2 separate regions of the Homo sapiens genome follow, and region 2 is linked to region 1. A link is a loop called in an ENCODE intact Hi-C map of the cell type or tissue named here. Cell type or tissue: gastrocnemius medialis. All regions are shown on one strand. Links, peaks and the distances in the headings refer to the core of each region. The heading gives the core; the rest is flanking DNA.

Region 1 (14,317 bases), core at 4,364-12,363:
AGTGCTGGGATTAAAGACGAGAGCCGTGGCACCTAACCTGTTTCTCTTATAGTTTCTTTAAAATTGCTCTTTGACATTTGATTTTTACCCTTCAGATATTTGTATTAATAAGACATTTGCTCACATAATAACATATGTAAAGCCATAAAAATTTAAGAATAGAATATGATGATTTGTGTCAAGGATTAGAGTCTTAAATGTGTTGTCAATCATAATCAGATTCTTAACCTGAGAGGTGAATTTCACATCAGACTCCATAACTTTCTGCAGATTCTCGAACTAGTAGGTGGACCCCTTCCCCCTAAAAAGATTTAGGAACCACCAGTTGAGAACAAGCCTATTTTCACAGGTTTAATGTAAATTCTAACAACAGTCCTCAGCATAATATAAAACAGTATAAATAAATTCAGAGTTGAGTTTTTCTCTTATCTCTGAATTAGTTAATAAACAAATGAAATATCTACTGACTTTTCAACTATAATCTCTTGCTTCTTTCAATAACTTTTCTGAATATAAAAAGTGATATTACAGTAGAAAATTTGGAAAATAGACAAAGTATAAAGAGCAAATTAAAATGAAAAATTCACTACTTAGAGATAACACTGCTAACATTTTCATCTTTCATTTTTATTTTCTTTTTTTTTTCTTTACTGTCATAATTTTTATTCAGCATTACTGTGGAAGTTCTGGCTAGTGCAGTAATTAAAAAAAAAATAAGTTAAAGGTATAAAGATAAAATGTTGAAGTAAAGGGGCCACAGTCTTTGCTTTCTTGAAACTTAGAATCCAGTAGTAATCTGAATTGTTATAGTCTACCTAAGAGGAGATTTTGAAGTGAACATCAATTATGTAAAGTATCTTTTTACCAAGACATGGTTTTTTTGTGGTTATCACTGGCTCATTTTTATTTTTAGTTTTTTATTTTTTTATATATATATTTTTATTATACTTTAAGTTCTAGGGTACATGTGCACAACGTGCAGGTTTGTTACATATGTATACATGTGCCATGTTGGTGTGCTGCACCCATTAACTCGTCATTTACATTAGGTGTATCTCCTAATGCTATCCCTTCCCCCTCCCCCTACCCCACAACAGGCCCTGGTGTGTGATGTTCCCCTTCCTGTGTTCAAGTGTTGTCATTGTTCAGTTCCCACCTATGAGTGAGAATATGCGGTGTTTGGTTTTTTGTTCTTGTGATAGCTTGCTGAGAATGATGGTTTCCAGCTTCATCCATGTCCCTACAAAGGACATGAACTCATCATTTTTTATGGCTGCATAGTATTCCATGGTGTATATGTGCCACATTTTCTTAATCCAGTCTATCATTGTTGGACATTTGGGTTGGTTCCAAGTCTTTGCTATTGTGAGTAGTGCCACAATAAACATATGTGTGCATGTGTCTTTATAGCAGCATGATTTATATTCCTTTGGGTATATACCCAGTAATGGGATGGCTGGGTCAAATGGTATTTCTAGCTCTAGATCCCTGAGGAATCGCCACACTGTCTTCCACGCTGGTTGAACTAGTTTACAGTCCCACCAACAGTGTAAAAGTGTTCCTATTTTTCCCCATCCTCTCCAGCACCTGTTGTTTCCTGACTTTTTAATGATCGCCATTCTAACTGGTGTGAGATGGTATCTCACTGTGGTTTTGATTTGCATTTCTCTGATGGCCAGTGATGATGAGCATTTTTTCATGTGTCTGTTGGCTGCATAAATGTCTTCTTTTGAGAAGTGTCTGTTCATATCCTTTGCCCACTTTTTGATGAGGTTGTTTGTTTTTTTCTTGTAAATTTGTTTGAGTTATTTGTAGATTCTGGATATTAGCCCTTTGTCAGATGAGTAGATTGCAAAAATTTTCTCCCATTTTGTAGGTTGTCTGTTCACTCTGATGGTAGTTTCTTTTGCTGTGCAGAAGCTCTTTAGTTTAATTAGATCCCATTTCTCTATTTTGGCTTTTGTTGCCATTGCTTTTGGTGTTTTAGACATGAAGTCCTTGCCCATGCCTATGTCCTGAATGGTATTGCCTAGGTTTTCTTCTAGGGTTTTTATGGTTTTAAGTCTAACATATAAGTCTTTAATCCATCTTGAATTAATTTTTGTATAAGGTATAAGGAAGAGATCCAGTTTCAGCTTTCTACATATGGCTAGCCAGTTTTCCCAGCACCATTTGTTAAATAGGGAATCCTTTCCCCATTTCTTGTTTTTGTCAGGGTTGTCAAAGATCAGATGGTTGTAGATGTGTGGCATTATTTCTGAGGGCTCTGTTCTGTTCCATTGGTCTGTATCTCTGTTTTGGTACGAGTACCATGTTGTTTTGGTTACTGTAGCCTTGTAGTATAGTTGGAAGTCAGGTAGCGTGATGCCTCCAGCTTTGTTCTTTTGGCTTAGGATTGACTTGGCAATGCAGGCTCTTTTTTGGTTCCATATGAACTTTAAAGTAGTTTTTTCCAATTCTGTGAAGAAAGCCATTGGTAGCTTGATGGGGATGGCATTGAATCTATAAACTACCTTGGGCAGTATGGCCATTTTCACAATATTGATTCTTCCTATCCATGAGCATGGAATGTTCTTCCATTTGTTTGTGTCCTCTTTTACTTCGTTGAGCAGTGGTTTGTAGTTCTCCTTGAAGAGGTCCTTCACATCCCTTGTAAGTTGGATTCCTAGGTATTTTATTCTCTTTGAAGCAATTGTGAATGGGAGTTCACTCATGATTTGGCTGTTTGTCTGTTATTGGTGTATAAGAATGCTTGTGATTTTTGCACATTGATTTTGTATCCTGAGACTTTGCTGAAGGTGCTTATCAGCTTAAGGAGATTTTGGGCTGAGACGATGGGGTTTTCTAGATATACAATCATGTCATCTGCAAACAGGGACAATTTGACTTCCTCTTTTCCTAGTTGAATACCCTTTGTTTCTTTCTCCTGCCTAATTGCCCTGGCCAGAATTTCCAACACTCTGTTGAATAGGAGTGGTGAAAGAGGGCATCCCTGTCTTGTGCCAGTTTTCAAAGGGAATGCTTCCAGTTTTTGCCCATTCAGTATGATATTGGCTGTGGGTTTGTCATAAATAGCTCTTATTATTTTTAGATACGTCCCATCAGTACCTAATTTATTGAGAGTTTTTTAGCATGAAGGGTTGTTGAATTTTGTCAAAGGCCTTTTCTGCATCTATTGAGATAATCATGTGGTTTTTGTCTTTGGTTCTGTTTATATGATGGATTACATTTACTGATTTGCATATGTTGAACCAGCCTTGCGTCCCAGGGATGAAGCCCACTTGATCATGGTGGATAAGCTTTTTGATGTGCTGCCGGATTTGGTTTTGCCAGTATTTTACTGAGGATTTTCTCATCGATGTTCATCAGGGATATTGGTCTAAAATTCTCTTTTTTTGTTGTGTCTCTGCCAGGCTTTGGTATCAGGATGATGCTGTCCTCATAAAATGAGTTAGGGAGGATTCCCTCTTTTTCTGTTGATTGGAATAGTTTCAGAAGGAATGGTACCAGCTCTTCCTTGTACGTCTGGTAGAATTCGGCTGTGAATCCATCTGGTCCTGGGCTTTTTTTGGTTGGTAAGCTATTATTATTGCCTCAATTTAAGAGCCTATTATTGGTCTATTAAGAGATTCAGCTTCTTCCTGGTTTAGTCTTGGGAGGGTGTATGTGTCCAGGAATTTATCCATTTCTTCTAGATTTTCTACTTTATTTGCATAGAGGTATTTATAGTATTCTCTGATGGTAGTTTGTATTTCTATGGAATCAGTGGTGATACTCCCTTTATCATTTTTTATTGCGTCTATTTGATTCTTCTCTCTTTTCTTCTTTATTAGTCTTGCTAACGGTTTATCAATTTTGTTGGTCTTTTCAAAAAACCAGCTCCTGGATTCATTGATTTTTTGAAGGGTTTTTTGTGTCTCTATCTCCTTCAGTTCTGCTCTGATCTTAGTTATTTCTTGCCTTCTGCTAGCTTTTGAATGTGTTTGCTCTTGCTTCTCTAGTTCTTTTAATTGTGATGTTAGGGTGTCAATTTTAGATCTTTCCTGCTTTCTCTTGTGGGCATTTAGTGCTGTAAATTTCCCTCTACGTACTGCTTTAAATGTGTCCCAGAGATTCTGGTATGTTGTGTCTTTGTTCTTGTTGGTTTCAAAGAACATCTTTATTTCTGCCTTCATTTCATTATGTACCCAGTAGTCATTCAGGAGCAGGTTGTTCAGTTTCCATGTAGTTGAATGGTTTTGAGTGAGTTTCTTAATCCTGAGTTCTAGTTTGATTGCACTGTGGTCTGAGAGACAGTTTGTTGTGATTTCTGTTCTTTTACATTTGCTGAGGAGTGCTTTACTTCCAACTATGTGGTCAATTTTGGAATAGGTGTGGTGTGGTGCTGAGAAGAATGTATATTCTGTTGATTTGGGTTGGAGAGTTCTGTAGATGTCTATTAGGTCTGCTTGGTGCAGAGCTGAATTCAATTCCTGGATATCCTTGTTAACTTTCTGTCTCGTTGTTCTGTCTAATGTTGACAGTGGGGTGTTAAAGTCTCCCATTATTATTGTGTGGGAGTCTAAGTCTCTTTGTAGGTCTCTAAGGAGTTGCTTTATGAATCTGGGTGCTCTTGTATTGGGTGCATATATATTTAGGATAGTTAGCTCTTCTTGTTGAATTGATCCCTGTACCATTATGTAATGGTCTTCTTTGTCTCTTTTGATGTTTGTTGGTTTAAAGTCTGTTTTATCAGAGACTAGGATTGCAACCCCTGCCTTTTTTTGTTTTCCATTTGCTTGGTAGATCTTCCTCCATCCCTTTATTTTATTTCTGTGGCATATTCGATTTTTTTACTTAAATAATATTAGGATACTTCTGTTCCTTCTCGGTGTGCCACATATTATCATACTTCTTTTGGCCAAATGTATAAACAATGTTGTATACAGTTGTATTATGTAAAGAAAATATTGTATTTTAACTGCTTGCTTTATTTTCTCACTTGTAGATAACCTTAAGTAATTCCTGGATTGCTTTTTGCCAGAAAAATCTTTCTGAATACTCTGAGAGTAATAAAGCAATATACTGCCTCTGGACTCTTACAGCAATAATAAAAGAAATCTTTAAAGATTCATGTTCACAGAAAACAGGTATGGATTACATGGCCCCATAAACAATCATCATCTTGCTCCTGGGAGCGTTGCATTTATAATGAGAAACAAAACTTAATTTGGAACATCTGATCTGTCTTAAAGTAATGAAAAAGTCAGTCTCTTCCAATATATTTTGATTGAGGATAACCTGTTTTAAAAGAAAAAAAAGTATAAGGAAAAAAGTAAAGCTTTTCATGAGCACAAATCCCTTGCATTGTTTGATGTTACTGATATTCGTAAAATGAATATTTTTTGTTTTGTTTTGTTTTATTTTTTTGAGACAAGTCTTGCTTTGTTGCCCAGGCTGGAGTGCAATGGCATGATCTTGGCTCACTGCAACCCCTGCCTTGCGAGTTCAAGTGATTCTTCTGCCTCAGCCTCCCGAGTAGCTGGGATTACAGGCGCTCACCACCACACCCAGCTAATTTCTGTATTTTTAGTAGACACAGGGTTTTACCATGTTGGCCAGGCTGGTCTCAAACTCCTGACCTCAAGTGATCCACCCGCATCGGCCTCCCGAAGTGCTGGGATTACAGTTGTGAGCCACCACACCCAGCCATAAAATGAATTTTAACCGTGGTTCTTACCCATTAATCTGTGTAACCTCATTTGTTAATGTTAGAGGTAAACATTCCAAATCTGTTTTTTCATCTTAAAAAGTGATATTTATAAAAAGTGAATTGTAAAATTGTTTGAAGAAGACTGTTTTTCCTGTTTATAATTCCTATTTTTATAATTGCAGAAATTCTAAAGCAGTTCCTGACTCATTTCGACACCATTTTTGAAGTGTTTTACAATTCCTTATTCTCTCAGCATTTTGAAAACTGCCGGGATACTTCTAAAATAGTAAACATCCTGATGTGTTTCCTGGATTTGCTTGAGCTTCTCATCGCCTCCAGAATCCACCTGAAGTTACATTTCACTTGCCAGAGGATTTTATTTTTGAAACCATCTTGCATGCTAGAAGTTATTACCTGGCCTATTCAGGCTTTTGTTAAAAGGAAGGTCATCATATTCCTCAAAAAGTGCCTTCTCTGTAAAGTGGGTGAAGACCTCTGTCGTGGATCTGTGCCTGCCTTAATGCCGCCAGACCATCATGTAGCGGTGGACATGCTGGCTTTAGCTAATGCTGTTTTGCAAGCTGTGAATTCGGGGTTGTTGAAGACACTGTCTGTTTATGAAAAACATTCCTTTTTTGGAGGTGATGAAGTTCAACCTGAATGTGAACTTATCACTAGTCCAGATCATGTGATCCTTAGAGCAGCAAGCTTAGTTATAATGAAATCCTTAGAAATCAAGTTTCAAAATTATTCTTCAGCAAGTGAAGTGAAAGGTAATTCTCCAAACTCCTTTTGTATGCAGTGTGTAATTATTTACTTAAGTACAGTAATTCATAATTATCAAATCTCAGGACTAGTTTAAATTCCAGTAATTTAAGCTGTATGTTATCCTATTTGTAACTTATTACATTTTCAAAAAAAAAAAAAAGAACTGGATTTACCTTTAAGAAACATGTCAGCTTTTTGTGCCTACAATGAATTTGTAAAGCATAAGGAATGATTTAGGTTTAAAAAAGTTGCTGTTGAGTCATCTCAAAGTAAGTGATGGAAATCAATTCATATTCAAGTATTTACAGCATTTTATTTATATTAATCCTTTTTTTTTTTTTAATCTAAACTGCAGGTGCGTGACCATGGCCCACTGCAGCCCTGACCCCCCTTCGGCCCATGCTATTCCTCCTGTCCCAACCTGGGAGGTCCTAGCCTGGGAGATCAAGGCTACAGTGAGCCGCGACCCATCGCACACCTGCACTCCAGTCCTGGTGCAACAGATGGAGATCCTTTCAGGGAGAGAGAGAGAGAGAGAGGAGAAGACAGAGAGATTAAAGAAAAATATGTTCACTCCCACTTATGTGTTTATTGTTATTATTGTTTGTTGTTATTTCTTTGTTATTGTTGTGTTTACTGTTTATTTATTTTGAGGCAGGGTCTTGCTCTGTCTCCCAGGCTCACTGCAGCCTCAACGTTTTGAGCTGAAGTGATCCTCTCGTCTCTGTTTCCCCACCCCATTTGTATTAATCCTTCATACAATTAGTGTTTCCACTAATGTAGATTATTGAAAATTAGATATTGAATTAAAGCTAATATATGAGAAGTTATATTGACAAAGAAATTGTTACATATATAATTTCCAGAATAGTAACTCAGGAGTTCAAAGTCTTCCATTTTACTTGAGAAAAATGAATAGTAAATGTCTCTAAACAGGCAGCATACAGATTCAGTGAAAAGTTTGAATTGTGAGCAATGACATCACTGAATTGCTTTGGATATAATTTAGCTTTTAATAACTACACATTAGTTATAATTCTGTGCAGTTTTAATTTATAACACTAGATGGCACCTGTTATATAATTCAGTTTTAAATTGTAGTTCAAACTACCTAAAACGTTTTTTATTTTTGTGCTTAATAGTAGTACTTCTATGCTTTAAACAAACAAAAAATATGTTTTTCTGTTATTTTGAAGACAAAATTATTTTTGCTTGGTTGCATTCTTGGACAGACAGCTCTGGCATCCGATGAAGTGATCTTAGTTGTCTGCTCATTTATTTATCTGCTTTTAGCAAGAAATCACATAACTTTTATTTCTAAGAGACAGTTGTTAGGCAGTTGTTGCAAATAGATGATGTAGCTGTACATTTTAAATGTATGCTCTGGAATGAGTCACTTTTTTTCCCTGAGCCTCAGTGTCCTCATTTGCCAAATAAAGATGCTTCCTAACTGATTCCTGATGACTTTTTGAAAGTGAATTAGGATAATTGCATCTTAAGGTACTTTAGACACTATGAATTTATATATAGGCAAGATATTCATTCATTCATAAACTATTGCCTACACTTTGAAATTTTCATTTTTTGAAGTTGACTTACAGAGGTTCATGTCTGAGTTACTGACCTTCTTAAAGCCTCATCTTCAGCCCTCTCTGCAATTACACAATCCGTGCAAATGGCTGTCTCGGGTTTTCATAGAACAAGACGATGACATGCTGGAGGCTGCCAAGGCATCACTGGGCATCTACTTAACACTGACCAGGTTAGTGTATTTTAAAGTAATTATTGAACGGCCTACAAGTCAGGAAAGCAGAAAACATTTCTGAGAATGTGCTGGGCGTGTTGCTTACTTTCATCATTTGGGGGAAAACATCCTGTTGCAGTTCCTTTCTTTAACCCTGACTTACATGAAAAGGAGATTGCATTTGTATCGCTAGGAAAACCTGGCTGGCTGGGCAGTTCTCAGGTAGTATAACTAGATTGGTATCTGAAAACATGGCTTCTGATTTGGTCTCCAGTAAGTCAGTACACTTCTCTGAATCTTAATTGTTGTTCATTTAAGACCTCTTTTCACCCCTAAGACTTACTTTTTTGTATTAAGCTTCAGTAAGATGATCTTTGCCTTTGTAAAGGTGAATACAAACTTAGAAATAATCAAAGAAGCTGTTCTGAATTTTCGTTTCAGTCGAATTTGGGCTGATACCTTCTTGAGGCAAATGTCTGAAATTGGTTAAGTTATGTTACTGATGATTTATACTGATTGTCTCTGCTTTATTAAAATAGCTGTACTTGGGTTAATATCTTCTTGTGGCAAATATCTATAATTGGTTATGAAGCTAATAACCGATGACCTTTTCCACTGTTTCTGCTTCTGCTTTATTAAAACCCTCACATATTTGCTTTATTTCCATTTCTTTCTTGGCCTGGGAGAAAGGGATTTCTTGCTAATGATCTGTGGTGCAGCGTTGTGCCGCCAGTACTTACTTGTATTATGACACTGCTGGCAATGGCTGCTCTTAGACTCTTGAGTGTTTGGGGCCAATTTTCAAAAGGTCCTAATCAAGAACACAAAATTCCTGCATGTGATTTGAATTAGGTTCAAAATGGTCAAATACAAGTTCAGTCTGAAAATGCACACGCCTGTAAGAGTGTATCTTAATTGTACTCAAAGTTAGCTCCTTACTCCTCAGGAAGTGGAAACCCCTGAATGAAACTGACTTTGTGTGTGAATTTCTCACTTTCTGAATCCAGTTCAGTGTGTCCAGAGAGGCATGTGCTTACAACATAGATAGTTTTTTTCAGATGTAGTTGTATTTGTTAAGATTTTTTTGGTTGTAAATGATAGAAACCAACTCTAATTTGAGCAAAAGCCAGCATTTATTGGCTCATAACTGGGAATTCTAAAGGGTCAAGTTGGAGTCAGGTATAACTATATGTACAGGGACTATAATCAATCATGTCATCAATCACTTCTCAATTTTTCTCTGTCTCACAGTTTTGAATTCATTCTCAAGGCATGGCCACCGGCAGTTCAAGGCGTACCTCAGCCTTACAGTTATAATCTTCCATAGCTCCAGCAAAAGTCCCAGGGGAGACCTGATTAACCCACTTGGGTCACAGAGCCTTGTCAGAACCAGTCATTGTGGCCAGGAGCATGGAGTGCTCTGATTGGTCAATCTGGGTCACATGCCCACCCTTGTTGAGGGTAAGGAAGGAGGTTTAGGAATTATCTTACCACATGGAATTGGTTACCTATAAGAATGAGGAGTTCTGATGTCGAGAGAAAGAACAACAGGTAACTTTTATTGGGCAGACAAAAACTAGAACTGCCAAAGTCAGTGGATTTTGCTTTACTGAGTCAGATTTCTTTAGAGCTTATGGGGAAGGGAATGGGTTTTGAAATTTTTTCTTTTAAGAAGTGATGCATAGATTTAAAAGTAATCTAATAGGTTAATTTATGGTATGTGAATTATATCTGGTAAAACTGTTTATTTTTGTAAGGTCATTAATCTGCATTCTCCATTATCTTCATTTTCAGAGGATGTGAAGCCACTGAAAGCTTGACTCAGGGAAAAGAAATGTGGGACCATCACACACATGAAAATGGCTATAATCCTCACTGTATTTTCTTGTTCTTCTTGAAAAATATAGGATTTGATTCCACAGTTCTTCTTGACTTTTTGATTTCATCAGAAACCTGTTTTCTTGAATATTTTGTTAGATATTTAAAATTACTGCAAAAGGACTGGGATAATTTTTTCACCATTTGCAATAACTTTGATGCAACTGAATCTAAATATGACATAAGTATTTGTGGCTGTGTCCCCTCACTTGTCCAAGACCAAAGCTCCAACCAAACAATACCCCATCGTTTGACTGCTCCTCATAGTCACAGAGATGTGTGTGCTCGGCACTCCTGGGCTTCCGATGCTCCCTCTGAACCACTGAAAGCTGTGATGTCCAAGGGGGCTCACACCATGTGTGCTTCTAGTCTGTCTTCCCCCCGGGCCTCTCAAAGTCTGGTAGATTACGACAGCTCTGACGATTCTGACGTGGAATCCACAGAGCAGTGTTTAGCTAACAGTAAACAGACATCTTTACACCAGCAAGCAACTAAGGAGATTCAGGATGCAGCTGGGACAAGCAGGGATAAAAAAGAATTTAGCCTTGAGCCTCCATCAAGGCCTCTGGTTCTGAAAGAATTTGATACTGCCTTCTCCTTTGATTGTGAAGTAGCCCCAAATGATGTCGTCTCTGAAGTGGGAATATTTTACAGAATAGTAAAATGCTTCCAGGAACTACAAGATGCCATCTGCCGTTTGCAAAAGAAAAATCTTTTCCCATATAATCCAACTGCACTTTTGAAGTTGTTAAAATACATAGAGGTGATAAGTAATAAAACTATGAACACTTTGTAAAACATTGACATTTTATTTTCCAGGTATTGTTTTTCCTTAATATAAATTATGTCTCAATGAGGTAATAGTATAAAATCATCACCATAAAAGGGTTTTCTTTTTTTTTTTTTTTTTTGAGACAGAATCTCATTCTGTCGCTCAGGCCGGAGTGCAGTGGCGTGACTCGACTCACTGCAACCTCCACCTCCTGGGTTCAAGCAATTCTCCTGCCTCAGTCTCCCGAGTAGCTGGAATTACAGGTGCCCGCCACCACGCCCAGCTAATTTTTGTATTTTTAGTAGAGACGGGGGTTTCACCATGTTGCCAGGCTGGTCTCAAACTCCTGACCTCAAGTGATCCGCCTGTCCGCCCTCCCGAAGTGCTGGGATTACAGGCATGAGCCACTGTGCCCGGCTGGGTTTTCTAGACAAGTTCTTACTTTTTGCCTTATTGGAAGCAACCTAGTGACTGAAAAAGAGACATCAAGTGACAAGTCACTCATTATAGCTATATACCACTGGAGATTTATGGCAGTTCTAAGTGACACAAAATCGGGGGTGGTGATTGCGTTCCTCAGCTAGGGCTGCCGTAACAACTTGCCACGTGTGCCGCAGCTTCAGACACCTGGAATTATCCTCATAGTTTTGGAGGCCAGAATCCAAACTCAGGCTTCAGCAGGGCAATGCCCTCAGGGTCTGGAGAAGAATCCCACCCTGCCCCTTTCTGGCTTCTGGTGGCAGCCAGCCAGCCATGGTGTCCCTTGTCTTGTAGTGGCGTCACTCCAGTTCCTGCCTCACATGGCATTTTCCTGTGTCTGTGTCCAGTTTCCCTCCTACAAGGACATCGGTCATTGGACTAGGACCTACCCTCATCCAGTATGATCTCAACTTGATGACAGCTGCAAAGACCCTAATCCCAGATATGGCCACTTTCATGTGTCCTTGATGGACTTGAATCCAGGAGAGTCACTAACCAAATACAGTTACTATTTCCTTCTGGGGTATTTACACAGAAAGCGATATATTACAAATGTAAAATCTTAGCCGTTTCTTTGAGAAGTGATTATACCTGGCCTACTGTATGAACATGATTCTTTCTAAAAAAAAATTTAATCACTAATTTTCCTATTTAAAATTGTGACATGAATAATTATGTTCCATATTCTTGAGGGGAAGCCGTAAATTCCATTGTAATATGTTTGTGTAATAGGAGCAATAGCTATATTGTGCTGCGAAGTCTGGCATTAAGGCAGTCTAAAATATTGCCTGTACATTTTTTTTTAATGATCTCTTTGCAGAGAAACAGAACAAAGACTAAACCTACCGCACATTAAAATATATATTAAGGCTATGGTATTCGAAACAGTTTAGTACTTAATTCAGGTAGACATGGAAAAATCAGTGGAGCTAAATAGAAGGTTGCCGATTAAAATAACAGCGAAGTACCAGTGTTAGCCAAATAGCAATGCAAAGGTCAAAAGGTTTGCGTTTTAACATGCTGTCGGTGAGGCTATGCGTTAAGGCAGTTTCTACCGTAATTGAAAAAGCACGTCAAAGAATGTGTATTCAAGGATGCCACATAGTTTGTAAAAAATGTTAAGGTTTTAGAGTTTTACTAGAAATACCTGGTAAAGTAAGTCAGAATTTGTATAGTCAGTGGAATGGTAGATGCGTTCTATGCACGTTTGTGGATGTGAAACATCTCCAGTAAAAAACAAGTAAATACATGGGGCTTGCAATTATTTAGGGAAAGAAGCAGGGCGGGAGTAATACACATTCATATATATGCTTTTGTGCATGTATAAAATATGTATGTAAGACTACATAAGAAAGTCATAATAGTGGTTGCCTTGGGAGACAGGTCTGATGTGGAAGACAAAGTCTCATCTTTTTGTACTATTTTTAGTGGGATACATGCAGCACTGCATTAGGATGTTTCAATAACAGACCACATAGTACAGTGGTCCCATAAGACTATCAAGCCGTTATTTTTACTGTGACTGTCCTATGTTTAGGCATGTTTAGATACACGCATACTTACTATTGTGTTACAGTTGCCTACAGTATTCAGTACAGTAACATGCTGTGTACAGGTTTGTAGCCTAGGAGCAATGGGCTATACCATATAGCCTAGGTGTGTAGTAGGCTATGCCATCTAGGTTTGTTGAGTATACTCTGTGACATACATGACATGACAACAAAATTGCCTTACAGCTCATTTCTCAGAACATGTCCCTGTCATGTGACACATGGCTGTTTTTTGATGGAAATAACTGGGAAAAAAAAATCGACTCTTGTTCCTAAGGGTACATAAATGTTGAATGCATTATAACTCATGCTTATGCAGATGTGGTTTTGACTTGTGTTTCTCTATAAGGTTAGCAAGGAACTGTCAGCCCCTCATTACATGTAAAATGAGGGAAAAGCAATCTTACAGATATGCGAAGTTGGTGTTTCAGAATCTCTACATTTATAACTAACTCGAGTGTAAGTCAATTCATCACACACTCACTAAGCCCTGCTCTTGCTAAAGGTGACCCTTGGCTGGTGTGATCACTATCCTTGGCCTTTCTGAGCATCTAAGCGCTATTCCCAGAGTTACTTCTTAAAGGAACACAAAACTATTGATGCATGTCTGCACAGTGAATTCCCAGAGTACAACACAAGAGGAGTCTGTAACCTCACCCCTTCCAGTAAAAGAATATGGAAATACAAGTGAGCACATGGTGCTGTGCACCTGACTTATTTTAAAGCAGAAGAGATACAGAAAAGTGCACTATAAGTATACAGCTTGTTGAATTTTCAGAAACAGCACACCTGTGGAGCCAGTCCCCAGATCAAGAAATAGCATGAGGCACCCAGAAGTCCCTCTTGAATCCTCTCCCTGTCACTGTCCACCCCTGAAGGTAACTGTGTCATGAACTGAGACAACAGAGACAATCTTTGCCTGGTTTTCTCTTTCTTTTATAAATGGAGTCATAGATTATGTATTCTTTTGTTCAACATCATTTGGGAGTGTGTCCTGATTTATTTTTAAAATGTCAAGTACCTGGCCAGGCATGGTGGCTCACGCCTGTAATCCCAGCACTTTGGGAGGCTGAGGCGGGTGGATCACCTGAGGTCAGGAGTTCGAGACCAGCCTGGCCAACATAGTGAAACCCCGTCTCTACTAAAAATACAAAAAACCAGCCAGGTATGGTGGCACACACCCATAATCCCAGCTACATGGGAGGCTGAGGCAGGAGAATCGCTTGAACCCCAGAGGCAGAGGCTGCAGTGAGCTGAGATCGCTCCATTGCACTCCAGCTTGGGCAACAAGAGCAAAACTCCATCTCAAAAAAAAGTTAAGTACCCACATTTCAGCTATTATTAGTAACAAAATACTTTGACTCCTCATAATTCTCTGACACGCCTGATATGCTAGAACAGTGAGATTAGCAAACACTGGTCAAACAATAAAT
Region 2 (8,000 bases), core at 1-8,000, 140 kb after region 1:
GTGTTAGCCAGGATGGTCTCGATCTCCTGACCTCATGATCCACACACCTCAGCCTCCCAAAGTCCTGGGATTACAGGTGTGAGCCACTGCACCCGGCCTGAACTATTTTTAATACCAAATTTCATACCACATACCTTGCAAGTGACCTTGACAATATCTCAGTTATGGAGAGCTCCGCAGAGCAGCACAGAACCAGATGGTAGCCCCTCAGATACCAGTCATCAAGCCCTACCACCTCTTCCGTGACTCTGTTTCTGCAGGCTAAATACATACAATTCTTTCGAACGTACGTGACTCTGTTTCTGCAGGCTAAATACATACAACTCTTTCGAACGTACCTCCTAAGACATGCTGTGGAGTCTTTTCACCTACCTCATCACTCTCTTGTTCTATTTTATCCAGATTATTTAAATGTTATACCTAGAAGTCAGCACAGTTTTCTAGATGTGGTCTGACTCATACAAAATCAAGCAGGTCTGTTTTCTCTGTTTTTCTGAAAATTCTGTTTCTATTGATGTAGGTTAGTTTTCCATTGCTGTTAGTCGCATTATGCTGTTAATTCATACTGAGCTTGAAATTGATTAAGCCTCCATGTCTTTTCCACATGAACTATTGTTAAGCAACATTTCCTCCACTGGGGAATTGTCTGGTGCTGAGAGTGGTTTTTCGTTTTTGTTGGAAGTTATATTTCTTTTTGTTAAACTTCATTTTGCTTGATCAGGTTATCATTCCAGCCTTTTGTTTAAGAATGGGAAAGCCTGACATTTGGTGACAGGTGCTTAAATATTTTTGATGACCTGTTGTTTAAAAGGCCTATTAAAGCCAGGAGTGGTGGTACATATTTGTAGTCCTAGCTGTTTGGGAGGCTGAGGCAGGAGGTTTGCTTGAGCTCAGGAAGTCAAGGCTTCAGTGAGCCATGATTGCCCCACTGCACAATCTAGCCTGGAAACGGAACAAGACCCTGTCTCTTAAAAAAAAAAACAAAAGAGGGCCTATTAAAGGAACTCAGGAGTATGCTATACAAGGCAGCTCATGAAAACGTCCTAATTATTTTGTTTGAATCAGAGGAGGATTGTAATTATACTTAAGCCTAACACACAAGAAGATCTACTACTCACACCGTAAAGAAGATCTCCCAGGATTCCAGACTTTTTGCCTCAGATCAACTTGTTACTGCTGTGTTGCTAGCTTGTTACATGCTAGCTATGTTGACTACAGCTAACTAGAGTGGCTTGGGCGTTAATAGAAAAATACAGCCAGGTCCCAACACAGACCAGTTAAATCTACAGAGGTGAGATCGAGACACTGGAATTTTTGACAGTCCTCTTCTTCCACTAAATGATTCTAATTTGCATCCTAGGCTGAGATCTACAAGATTAAGCAGAGAAAACCAGCTGCATGTGTCTTCTCCCCACTGGAAAAATGTCCATGGTGCCACTCCATTTACTGGGTCTATTTTTTAAAAAGCGGAGATCACTATACTCTTCCCTACATTTGTAAAGTCAATTGGCATGACCTCAACAAACATTCCCATCTTGAAAATATTACAAAATTAGTGGACTTTTGTGTTACATTGATGTTCTGCACTAAAAGAAAAAAAAACTGATAAAAATTCAGACTTGAAAATAAGCACATTGGGATTCTTTTGTAGAAAAACAGAATTCTTTAAATAGCACATTTTTCTGGAGAATTTAAAAACATGATTTATTTTATAAAATGATTATTTTTAAAGAACCATTTATTATATAAAGTGAGACATACTTGCAATTTTATGTTGCCTTTCTGGACTGAAAAGTTACTTGTGAAATATAGAGACTAAGGAAGTCAAAGTTATTTGAAAGCATGGAATTTTAGAAGTTGAAAGACCCTTAGGCAACCCTCTGCTGCAACTTTTTCTTTTCACAAAGAGTAGCAATCCAGAGAGGGTTTGTGGTCTAACAGACAACCATGCTCTCCAAAGTGCAGTCTGACCATCAGCCCAGGTACAGTCCAGGGACTGCTAGAAATACAATATCTCAGGCCCCACCAGTGACCTCCAGCATGAGAATCTGTAGTTTACCAAGAACCCTAGGTGATTTGCGAGCATGTTACAGTTTGGGAAGCACTGGTCTAGAAAATTCATATTCCAGACAACTGAAAGGAAAACGGCCACGCGTAGCCAGAGTTCACAGAACTCAATTTAAATTTAATGCAACTGCCTTGAGGAGGGAAAAAAGGGGAAAAAACTCAATTTGTTTTTTTCTGTGACCTTGTCAACTTGGATAATTAGAACCTATATAACAAAAAGGAATGTACTTTGCTAGTAGTTCAGAAAATTGAACTGACTGAATGTATTTTTTTCATACAGTGAAAGCTAAAAATTTGCTTTCAAAACAGCATAAAATGCTTATTATATAGCTCTTTGTTTCATTGCCAACTGCGGATTTAGACATGGAGTCATTCAAAGAGCAGTGGGACATTATGAGTAATTCACAATCTTCTGGGCTTTTGACATTTCTGCAAAGCCACAGATTCCCAAGCACAGCATTTAGTTACAGCACTTCAAAAACACAGCACTATGATTTTATGGAAGCTGTAGTACAGATGTCATTCCCAGAGGTGTAAGGAAATGCTGTGGGCAAAGATTGTTCATTTAGTTCAAATGAGCATTTTATCTTATTAACATTAGAATGTATTTTTTTTCTCATTGTCAAGTTTTTTGTTTTTGTTTTTGTTTTCTTTTGGTCATTCTTTTTTTTTTTGAGACGGAGTCTCGCTCTGTCGTCCAGGCTGGAGTGCAGTGGCGTGATCTCGGCTCACTGCAAGCTCCGCCTCCCGGGTTCACGCCATTCTCCTGCCTCAGCCTCCCGAGTACCTGGGACTACAGGCGCCCCCCACCACAACTGGCTAACTTTTTGTATTTTTAGTAGAGACAGGGTTCCACCGTGTTAGCCAGGATGGTCTCGATCTCCTGACCTCGTGATCCGCCCACCTCTGCCTCCCAAAGTGCTGGGATTACAGGTGTGAGCCACCGCGCCCGGCTTTTTTGGTCATTCTTGCAATCATTTTTGAGGAATACAGATGAAGCCCAAGTGAATTATGTATAAGCATATATATATATAAATATATAAAAAAAAATACACCAAAAGTAAAGCCAAAAGTGTAGACATCCGGATTTGACTTTAAATTTATTGTGCTCACCTTTTCTTTTGGTGGAGATTAAAGTGGTGGGAATTTGTGTATTAATTGAGTGATGCTGGTTGTGTTACACATATTGTACAATACGGGGTGATGGCTGTGGATAAGTATGTTTATTTAAGAAACACAGATGGTGAAGCTTTTCCGTGCTGTGTCATGTGAGGATCAACTGAAGGATGGGGGAATGTTTAGCTGGAAGAGGAGTTCATTATCTTTAAATGTTTGGAAAATTAACCAATGTTTGAAGGGAGTACACAGACTTCTTTTGCCTGGTACAAAGGGGTAGAACTTGGAGGAATGCGTGGGCGCTCCAGGGAGGCAGAGATCAGCCCCAAATATGAAAGGAAGCAGATAGTGAATGACTGCAGAGACACAGGCAGGGGTGTGCGTCTTCTGCTAGGGTTGTTGTAAAGAGCCTATCACCATCAAATAGAAACTGGATTAGAAGACACTTAAAGGTCCCTTTCAAACCTGTAGGTCTACAGATACTGCTGTTTCTTACGTAATACCCCTTCCACATCGCAGTGCTACTCCGATAGCCTCCAGAGTTTCCCTCCTGGACTGTGACCTCGGCCTCCCAAGTATGCCAGCTGGGCTCCTTCCAGCCATTTCCACACAGTGGCAGAGAGCACTGCTATAGAAACCAGCTCCCCCGGTGCAGAAGCTCACTGAGGACAAACACCTTGTCTGTTTTCTCACTGATACACTGCAAACACCCAAAACAGTGCTATAAAGTGGCTTCTAGTTGGGTTTAGAAATGAATTTGAATTTCTGACCATGACCTGTGAAATTCATTATCTGATCTGTGCTTATTTGAGGCCTCACCTGGGGTCAGGCCCTGCCTTTCTCAGCATTCATTAGCTGTGCTGTCCTTGCTAATCCCCGAGCATGCAAGGCTCTCACATCGCAGGGCCTCTGCCCACGTTGTTTCTTCTTGAAAGGTTTATTCCACTCTTCTCCGGCTACTCCTGTTAAACTATAGGTTACAACTTGAGTTCATTTCCTTAAGGCCTTCCTGGCATCAGCCTCATCTAAGTGAGATTCCTCTATTTAAATATCATAGTATTCTCTACTTCCTAACATGCATCAAACCTGTAACGATGTATTTCTTATTGTGTGTTTGATTCTGTAGCATTCAGTTCTTTCAATAGATTGTAAGTTATTTGAGAACAGACCATTATATCTCCAATGTCTTGCACAGGGCACAGGGTATTAAAAGGATTTTTTGAACTGGTGGTTCTCAACTGGAGCAGTTTTGGCCTTCAAGGATATTTGACAATCTGTGGAGACATTTTTGTCTGTCACAAGTGGGAGGTGCCACTAGTATGATACAGATAACTGGAGGTGCTTACTGCTAGACGTCCCACAATGGGCAGCAAGGTCCCGGAATCACCTGGCCCAAAATATCCACAGTGCCGAGGTTGTGAACCTTGGGGTGAATGAATGAACTGTCTGTCTTTTGGTTGATTGTCCTTTGTGGCAAGGTGTTTTTCCCAAATTATTCATTGCTTTCCCACTGCCAGTGTCTTCTCATCCAGGGGAAACTTTGATTTATGCAGGAACAGCCAAACACATGATTCCTTGAGAAACCAAGCTCTCCAAAATTAGCTGGTTAGTATTTCTTTACATGGAAATATTGGCATTTAAAATTATTCAAATGATAATGGTTTTGAAAGAAAACAGTTGCCAGCCATTTCCTTTTGAGATAAGGCAACTGCATTGAAAAGTTTTGATGGATGGAGAAAATGAGATTGTAGCAAATTTGTCAGTTGTAATCCCAATCTGAGAAAACATTTACTCTGATAGCACTCTGCACTATAACCTTCAGTTCCTTCACTGTTATGTACCATGAGGGCTGGGAAGGACACACCAGGGGAGGCCGTTTTGACTCTGCCAAACAGTGGTTCCTCATTCATTCTAATTCACTTAGTGACGTGGCTCTCTCATTGCTTTTTTCACCACCTGACCTCTTTACCTTCTGAGTCTAACTCAGTAAAACTGTTCCCATCCTGGGGGTGGCCACCTTCACCTGTCTCTCGGCAGGAAGCACAGAATCTGAGTTTGAGCTACACAACTTTTTGTTTCTAGCTCAAGCCATCATATTTATGAGGAAGACTTGTTAGAAGAAAATGAATGACAGTTTCTACCTATTGAAAAATTTCATTCGGCTTTGTAGTCAGAGTCTGGGACAGTACTTCCCAATCTTCATCACTTCATCGTACCCGAGAGATTGATGTTTGTGCAGCACACAAGGGTAAACTGAGGTGGGCCTCAAAGCAGGAGAAGACAGTACAAGTAATCCAGGCACCTGGGGCTCTGGTAGCTTCAGGCTCTGCCTTGCTACCCCAAGGCCTGAGAGGATTAATGTCTCAGCATAACTTTTAACCCTTTCCTGGCACATCCGTTGGGAATTTCTGGTATAGAATAGCCTCACGTAATGGCCACTCATCTATGGGCCAATAGATGATAATGTTATTCATTTCCACTTAATATGGGCTGATAGATTGGCATTGCCTAAGAACAAGTCATATTTTGTTTATCCCTGGAGAAGCACAGATGAGATACTTTTAAAATTTTCCTTATTCGGAATTCTTGCCAACAATAGCACTTTCGCTCCTCCGAGACAGGGATGCAGCGCTGTCCAGCAGGAACCATCTGAAGTAGCCATCACAAGGCCTGCTGCAGAGGACCGTATGTCAGAAGAGGTCTCTCAGGACCAAAACATACGCAGCTGTGTCATGGAGGGCCAGCCAGTGGGGCACACACCCCTCGGCTGACTACTGTGTTCCCTTACCCTGAGGTCACGGGTGTGGGCTTGCCAACCCGTGTCAGCTCAGAATCTGGAGCCTGGCCACAGAGATCTGATATAGCTTGGACATTGCTGAAGACAGCATTTGGAGAGCTGAAGAGTGCAGGGACCCGTATCAAAGGACCCAATTGAGTGTAACAGGCTGGAAATGAAGTACCTCATAAAAGGCAGGGATTGGGGATAATTTTTAGGATTTTGTTTTCAGCAACTGAGTGGGTGGGAGTACCATTTGCTAAATTATGGAAGGCCAGAGAAAAAGGTGGTGTTAAGGGGAGGAGACTAGAGTTTAAAGACTGTTAGACAGCTGAGGGATTTTCTAGCTATTGAGTTTTTGAGTTTGAAGCCTGAAAGAGGCCCACACGGGGGATATAAACTTGGGAGTCATCTACAGTTATACAGTATTCAATTAATGCTATGGTATTAGATTAATTCATTCACTCTTTCAACACATATATCCAGAGTGCCTACTATGTACTAAATGAGATCACCTACGAGAACCCAGAGAAGACAGATGGTATATTCCAGTATATTCCTACTCATTTTATTCTCTCTCCCTCTCTTTCCCTGCAGAGATGGCCACTGTCTTGAAGCTGGTATCCTTCCTCTCATGCCTCTGTATATTTATTATGTCTGGATATAGTTACGGGCATTAGAGTATTATTTTCTGTATTTTAAAACTTTATGTAAGTGATATGAGCTGATATATAAATGTGTAGCTTTTTTCACTCATTATAAGACTATTCATATTGATGTATGTCTCCTTGTGAACATGTGTGTGAATTTCTCCATAAATGGAATTGTTAGGTCAAATTTATTTTATTTTTTATTTTTCACTATCTCAAAGGAACTCATTTTAATTTTTTTATTATGCAACATTTAGTTTATTAATTGAATATGAAATTTTTGATGTGTATATAGCTGATGAGCTTTTTTTTCTTTTTCAACTTTTTTTAAAATAAAGAAAATAGGTTTAATTGACTCACAGTTCTGCAGGCTGTACAGGTAACATGACTGGGGAGGCCTCAGGAAACAATCATAGCAGAAGGCAAAGGGAAAGCAGGCACTTCTTACATGGCTGGAGTAGGAGGAAGAGAGCGAAGTGGGAGGTGCTACACACTTTTAAACAACCAGATCTCGTAAGAACTCACTCACTGTCACAAGAATAGCAAGGGGTAAATCCACCCCCTTGATCCAGTCACCTCCCACCAGGCCCCTCCTCCAACATTCAGAATTACGGTCAACATGAGATTTAGGTGGGGACACAAATCCCAAACCATATCATTCTGCCCCTGACCTCTCCCACATCTCATGTCCTTCTCACATTGCAAAATACAATTATCCCATCTCAAAAGTCCCTCAAAGTCTCAACTCATTTTAGCATTAACTCAAAAGTCCAAAGTCCAAAGTCTTATCAGAAACAAGCTAGTCTCTTCTGCCTATGAGCCTGTAAAATAAAACAGCAATTAATTAGTTCCAAGACACAATGGGGGTATAGGTATTGGGTAAATACTCCCTTTCCAAAAGGGACAAATCAGCCAAAACAAAGTGGGCTACAGGCCCCATGGAAGTCTGAAGCCCAGCAGGGGGTCATTAAATCTTATAGCTACAAAATAATCTGCTTTGACTCCATGTCTCACATTCAGACGACACTGATACTAGGGGTGGGCTCCTAAGGCCCTGGGCAGCTCTGGCCCTGTGGCTCTGCAGTGTACATCACCAGCGGCTGCTCTCAAGGGCTGGTGTTGCGTGCCTGTGGCTTTTCCGGGTGCATAGTGCAAGCTGTCAATAAATCTACCATTTTGGGGTCTGGGGGACTGTGGCCCTCTTCTCGCAGCTCCACTCAGTAGTGCCCTGGTAGGAACTCTGTGTGGGGGCTCCAGCCCTACATTTCCCCTCTGCACTGCCTTAGTGGAGGTTCTTCATGAGTGCTCCACCCCTTCGGCAGATTTCTGCCTGGATGTCTAGGCATTTCCGTACATCCTCTGAAATCTAGGCGGAGGCTCCCAAGCCTCAC

The links. Hi-C counts contacts between places; a loop is a spot of excess contacts. Peaks named below come from ENCODE experiments on the same cell type or tissue, not always from the same donor. Only the 100,000 strongest peaks of a DNase experiment are listed, where the experiment ranks them.
Region 2: a loop joins it to region 1, with 4 times the contacts of the local background. A loop is called at or near these places in 7 of 110 quality-filtered maps.

The regions. Positions count from the first base shown.
Region 1 is chr15:100,565,799-100,580,115 of GRCh38, reverse strand. LINS1 (lines homolog 1) reads left to right here. Exons shown (of 7, transcript NM_001040616.3): 4 at 4,988-5,129; 5 at 5,875-6,465; 6 at 8,051-8,222; 7 at 9,999-13,192. The coding sequence ends at 10,878. Among named protein-coding and RNA genes, the nearest start is that of LINS1, 29 kb to the left of the region's middle. In gastrocnemius medialis, for the core only: a CTCF peak has its summit at 7,528 (motif pointing right); no DNase peak of the experiment used is centred there.
Region 2 is chr15:100,425,053-100,433,052 of GRCh38, reverse strand. All of the region lies in intron 11 of CERS3 (ceramide synthase 3), which reads left to right. CERS3-AS1 (CERS3 antisense RNA 1) reads right to left here. Exons shown (of 5, transcript NR_120374.1): 4 at 6,970-7,061. Among named protein-coding and RNA genes, the nearest start is that of CERS3-AS1, 56 kb to the right of the region's middle. In gastrocnemius medialis, for the core only: no CTCF peak of the experiment used is centred there; DNase peaks (open chromatin) are centred at 3,762 and 6,012; H3K27ac peaks cover 931 bases.